Regions from separate parts of the Mus musculus genome. Here region 2 is linked to region 1. Evidence: chromatin loops called from intact Hi-C (ENCODE). Cell type or tissue: gastrocnemius. All regions are shown on one strand. Links, peaks and the distances in the headings refer to the core of each region. The heading gives the core; the rest is flanking DNA. Region 1 holds the start of Hscb (HscB iron-sulfur cluster co-chaperone). Region 2 holds the start of Pus1 (pseudouridine synthase 1).

The links. A loop is a pair of places that touch in the nucleus more often than their neighbours do. Peaks named below come from ENCODE experiments on the same cell type or tissue, not always from the same donor. Only the 100,000 strongest peaks of a DNase experiment are listed, where the experiment ranks them.
Region 2: it touches region 1 in a loop (4-fold over the local background); 12 of 42 quality-filtered maps call a loop at or near these places.

What each region holds. Positions count from the first base shown.
Region 1 is chr5:110,839,117-110,842,019 of GRCm38, reverse strand. It overlaps Hscb (HscB iron-sulfur cluster co-chaperone), which reads left to right and starts at 2,243. Exons shown (of 6, transcript NM_153571.2): 1 at 2,243-2,524. The coding sequence starts at 2,292. Chek2 (checkpoint kinase 2) reads right to left here and starts at 2,037. Exons shown (of 15, transcript NM_016681.4): 1 at 1,972-2,037; 2 at 477-814. The coding sequence starts at 807. In gastrocnemius, for the core only: CTCF peaks have their summits at 1,290 (motif pointing left) and 1,902; DNase peaks (open chromatin) are centred at 1,306 and 2,197; H3K4me3 peaks cover 1,425 bases; H3K27ac peaks cover 1,040 bases.
Region 2 is chr5:110,778,503-110,781,405 of GRCm38, reverse strand. Pus1 (pseudouridine synthase 1) reads left to right here and starts at 810. Exons shown (of 6, transcript NM_019700.4): 1 at 810-1,166; 2 at 1,509-1,719. The coding sequence starts at 1,087. It overlaps Gm15559 (predicted gene 15559), which reads right to left. Exons shown (of 2, transcript NR_152254.1): 2 at 2,146-2,903. Gm26515 (a long non-coding RNA gene) reads right to left here and starts at 1,513. Exons shown (of 2, transcript XR_389515.4): 1 at 1,251-1,513; 2 at 342-900. In gastrocnemius, for the core only: no CTCF peak of the experiment used is centred there; DNase peaks (open chromatin) are centred at 272, 767, 1,061 and 1,587; H3K4me3 peaks cover 1,945 bases; H3K27ac peaks cover 1,536 bases.

The DNA.
Region 1 (2,903 bases), core at 101-2,600:
CCCACCTGGGCTGCAGAATTCCTTGTCTCACAAACAAACTAGTAGAGCCTGATAAAAATGTGTGCCTATAAACCCAGCACTTAGGAAGTAGAGGCAGGAAGATCAAAAGTTCACAGCCAGGCTGAGCTACATAGTGAGTTCAAGGCTAACTCAGGCTACAATAGAATCTTTTTTCTGAAGAAAAAAGAAAAATTTGAGGCTAGCCTATGAAATTTAGCAAGATTCTATTTAAAAATAAAAATAAGGTAGCCAGGGATAGGACCTTGGATGTAGTTCAATGTAAGAGCTCTCTACTATGTGTAAGGCCTAAATCTGATCTTCAGTATGAACAGGGCCACCAGGAGGAGATAAACTCTACCACAGGGGCCCTGAGACTTCTGCTGCAACAACCTAACCACCTTCTTTTTTTTTTTCCTAACCACCTTCTTTAACTGTTTCTCTGAACACACACTATATCATATAACAAAGTGCCTTACCTAGATTGGAGAATCCATCCTGAAGAGCCCATAGCCGAGCCCAAGGGGCAGGACCAGGTTCTTCAGGTTCTTGGTCCTCAGGAATAGAACAGAGTTCCTGGGTAGACACTGTCTCCAGCGAGCTCAGAGTCCCAGAACTGGAGTGCGAGGACTGGCTGGAGGACGGCACTGTGCCGGTAGAGGAGCTGGACGAACCCTGATACTGTGAGAGCTCGTGCAACTGAGAAGGAGTGCCTTGGGGCTGGCTGAAGCCACCCTGGGACTGTGAACAGGAAGCACTGTCATGAGCCTTCGAGGAGGTGCTGCTGTGGGACTGATGATGACTCTTCATATCCGACCTCGAAAACAAGAGTCCAACAATAAGGAACAAGGCTCTGGATTCGAGAGTGGAGAAGGGGAGGGAGCAGGAGAGGACTCGGCAGGAAAGTGCACATACTATTCTTGCAGAACCCAAGTTTCCCTACGTTCTCAGCACCAAATCTGGCAGCTCGAGGTTTCCTATAACTCCAAAGTCAGTGGCTCTGTAGTGGATCTTGGCCTCTGCAATCACCAGAGCTCACACTTGCACTTTCCCACACAGATAACATAATTAAAAGTAAAGTAAATCTCTACCCAAAATTAGTCATGTGGCTGCTATAACTCAATGGTAGATGGTTCATCACTTCTCCAACAGAAGCAAAGTACTGGATCCCACTCCCAGTATTGTCAAACATACAAAATGAAGACAGTTAAGGAGTCAAGAGTACAGTTCCCAGCACCCACATCCAAAAGATCACAAACACCTGTAATTCCAGCTCTTGGTGATACAATGCCCTCTATTGGCCCCCGTGCGCACTGCACAGACTTAGACACGTGATTAAAAAAAATACATAAAGAAATTTAAAGGAACGGGCACATTATGACCACCTCAAAATGAAAGACAGGCCCATTCATGAGTGGGGAGAAAAAAAAGTGACCATAGCAAAATCCCAGGATTATGAATAGAATTCCAGAGGCCACTTACAAAGCATTACACCATCTTCCTTCATGTACAGAAGCTGAGAATGGCTTGGTTGTCTCCTATCCATTCCTTGCCATCCTACCCCTCACGTATGCTGAGTATGCAGACGTACCCTCTTCAGTTCCTGCAGAGCCTAGCAGCGAAGATCGGGTTCTCAGTAGGTATTTGGGGAAAGCCATCTAGGGGCTGGCATGAACATTTATAATGTTCGTTATGAAAACTACTTCGCTCTGGCAACGAACAGCCCGGCGTTGTGCCTTCCTATGTGCCCAGACCTGTTTCAGCTCACAAGGAACAAGGAAAGTGAACTTCCCCCCCGCTTCCCCCCCGCGCGCCCCAAGGGCAGATAAAAAGGAAGAATTGACTATGCACAGCGCCCCCTCGCTCGCACAAGAAAGCAGACAAAGCGGAAGCTGCAGAGGGCCCATTTGCACAAGAAGCATGAGAACGGTATTCGACTCCTCAAACACTTAAAGTTTCCCACTTATGACTCACCGCGTGAGACCACCAGGAGCCGCAAACACTGCACAGCCTCCGCCAGTGGAGTGGCGCTAAACCTACGGATACAAACTCCACCCTCAACCAATCAAAAAGCCTTCCTCCCCGGCAGGACCAGTAAGAAAGCCCGAAGATGACTGCCGCGATTAGTCTCAAGGCTTGCTGGGAGTTGTAGTTTAACATGCAGAACGGGACTCGACGTCTTGGTTTCCCGCGGCTAATCCCGCCTCCTCGACTCCCTTAACCAATCAGCAGCGAGACGGTCTTTCCTCCTTTCCCTCGGGTCTTGCTACCTAGGTCAGCGAGCGGCCGTCCCAATGTGGGGATGCGGAGCCCGTGCCCTGCTGGGTGTGTGGGAGGTGCGGCTGGCAGGGTTCCTGGGAAGGAGACTTTTGGGCAGCAATGCCGCCGCGGGGAAGAGCATTGCACCGCAGTGCTGGAACTGCGGTCACGCAAGGGAAGTCGGGTGTGGGGATGAGTTCTTCTGCTCACACTGCCGCGCTCTGCAGCCTCCTGACCCCACTCGTGACTACTTCAGCCTCATGAACTGGTACGGGCGGCGCGTCGTGACGGGAAAGCAGCTCGGGCTTCGTAACCCGAGCGATCTAGGCTTGGGGCCGCGTCTGCGGGGCTGTAATTTCCAGCCAGCTTGGGGGGGTCTGAGGCTGAGGACCACAGTTCAAAGCCATCTTAGGCAATTTGCCGAGACTGATTCAAAACAACTACAAAGATGGATAAGTGTAGGCCATAGGTATAAGTAGTACCTAGTGAGATTTTAGGAGTTTTCCTGAGACGGAGAGGAAATAAAGTTACAGACTGGAGAGAAGATAAGGGTGGAGGCGGGGGTCAAACAGGAGTGAAGTTGCAGATGCCTGTCTGTGATCTAAGCACTTGTAAAGTGGAAAACACAGGTTCAGGAATTCAAGACT
Region 2 (2,903 bases), core at 152-2,651, 61 kb after region 1:
AGAGTGACAAAGGTACATACATTCTCAAAGGTGAGAATGCTCAGGGTGAATCAGACAGCCTGAAAATGGGGGGAATGAAGTCACAGAGAAGGAACTGGGGCTTAGGTGCCCATGGCTGCATGTCCAGGTTTCATGTTGTTTGTGCATCACTCTTTGGCAAAATTAGAAAAATAAGAGTAACGTGTGAAGTCAGATGTGGTGACTCACATTTGTAATCCCAGCTCTTGGGAGGCTGAGGCTGGAGGGTTGCCAAAAGTTGGAGGACAGGAGCTGTGTATGGTGGTACACACCTTTAATCCCAGCATCTGGGAGGATATATACGAGAGAGATTTCCAGGCGGGTCAGGGCTACATAATGAGAAGGTTTTATGTCATTAAACACAACAGCGTCCGGAAATTGGAGCAGCTTCTGGAAATAACAAATGCTGGGAAACTTGATGGTCCACACACCACAAAGCCAGTGGTGTAACTGCGAGAGCATCTGTGACCTCCCAATGCCAGGGTTGGTGCCATGGGCCAGGCAAGGGCCTGCTCAGTAGCACTGAGTCGGTGCTGGGACTATCTATGCATCTGCAGTTATTACCTGCTGAGTGGCTCCCTGGTGCATTCCTAACCTGCACATTTTAATGAGGTTGTTTCACTTTTCAAGCCACGCCGACGTAGAGCCTTTCCCCTCTCTGGAAAACGGCATCTAGACTGGCTTGGATCCTGGTGGGAAGCCCCACCCACTGGGTCCACCCCGCTAGGCGCGTCCCAGAAAGACTTTTGTCCGCCTTCGGCCGCCTTCCAACGTTGCCCGCTTCCGCCTTCGTGCACGTGGTCAGCTTCGGGGGTTCCGCGGCGCCGTGAGTGGGTCCGGCGGGACTTTCCTCCCTCCTCGAGCGCGCCGGCTGCGCGATCTCTAAGGACGGGGTGGTGGTGTTGGATGGGGGTGGGCAGGGGCTGCGGGGGTCACAGGTCAGCCTAGGATCTGGGGCGCCGCAGGGTCAGAGCCAAGACATCTGGAAGACAGGGCAGGGATTTCGGGGCTGCAGAGTTCGGAGGGGATCGCTGAGGTCCGGGGTCGGTGCCCGCCACCCCGCAGCGCATGGGCTTCCCCCGCCTGTGGGCCGCACTGCTGAGAAACTGGGGACGGTGGACGGCGCGCCCAGGCCCGCGCGTGCCCGGGTAAAGACTTCCGCGACCTCTGTACTGAGACCTCTGTACTGAGAACCCAAGACTGTCCTGAGCTGTCTGCCTCTCCTTGCTTACCTGTGTCTTGTTTCCATCGCTGCCTTGTACTGCCCCGCCAGAGCACTGCCTCCCTGTGTGTCCAGTTCAAACTCCGCCCGAGTTGCCGCTGTTGTCCAACCTCAGTCACTCTTGTCATTGATGAACCAGGCTGGTTGGTTTGTCTTTGGGCAAGGTCTTTCAGAGACCGCTGAGGCAGGCAGAGCAGGGTTCTGTTTTTTTTTTTTTTTTTTTTAAACCGCTTTTACCACCTTGGTCACTCATGCCTGTTTTTCTCAGCCTGCCGCCTATGGCTGGAAACAAGGTGCCACCAGCGCTGGCCTCACACCAACCGGACAGGAAGGGCCGAGGTGGCTGGGTCTGGGAGGAGACGGAGCATCCTGCAAAGAGGGTCAAGGGCGGCGAGGATGAAGAGCCCCCACGCAAGCTGCCAAAGCGAAAAATTGTGCTGCTCATGGCCTACTCGGGCAAGGGCTACCACGGCATGCAGGTGAGGAGGGCTGCGGCTAGAAGCCCCTACCTGAGGCAGCCCTTGGTTCCCTGATGCTACTCAGAGCCAGGCCCATCCCAGGAAACAGTAAAAAAAAAAACAAAAACAAGCAAAACAAAAACCAAAAATCCACAGAATCCTCCGTAAGAGGTTTGGGTGGTTTTCTTCCACTATGGGAGCTGATTCACATGTGACCTTGGGAGCAGTGAGTCTTCATTGTTAGGGTGCTGCCTGCACAGTACCTGGGGAACTGTGTGACATGGGCAGATTTACTGAATGTGGGGACCAGATTGCTGCCAGGTGCTACCTGTTCAGCATCCTGAGGGGCCAGGGGCAAGCTAGGTTCTCTCTCTTATGAAAGCATCCTTCCCACCCCCAGTGTGGGTAGAATCTTGTTCATTCTTGTCACCTCTGCTGTTGACATTTCCTTTTAAAAAAAAAATTGGATATTTTATTTACATTTCAAATGTTATCCCCTTTCCCTGTTTTCCCCACTCCCGGAAACCCCTATCCCATCCCCCCTGCTTCTATGAGGGTGTTCCTCCACCCATCCCACTCCCACCTCCCTGCCCTCGATTCCCCTACACTGGACTGGAGCATCTATCTAGCCTTCATAGGACCGAGGACCTTTCTTCTCATTAATGTCTGACAAGGCCACCCTCTGCTACATATGCAGCTGGAGACATGTGTACTCCTTGGTTGATGGCTTAGTCCCTGGGAGCTCCAGGAGGTCTGGTTGGCTAATATTGTTCTTCCTATGGGGTTGCAAACCCCTTCAACTCCATTGTTTGAATTTGTAATTTTCTCTAAGACAAATTTGAACCTTTTAATTTCTTCGGTGTATATGGGTGGTTTGCCTGCCTGCTTGTCTGTGTGCTGTGTGCACGTTCTGCTCACAGGCCAGGAGAGGGTGTACCATCCCCTGGGGCTGGAGTGACAGGCATTTGTGAGCTGCCATCTGGGTGCTGAGAATCAAGTCCAGTCCTCTAGAAGAGCTGCCAGTGCTCTTAACTGCTGAGCCGTCTCTCTGGTCACTTTCCCCACTTTTTAAAACCTTGATCTTGAGCCACAGGGTGGAGTTCGTTGCTGTGAGGTGTCCAACCAGAACAGTGGCTCCGGAACGGAGTCTGACCAGACATTATGGTGACTTTGAGAATGAATGACAGCGGTGTCATGTAGCCCGA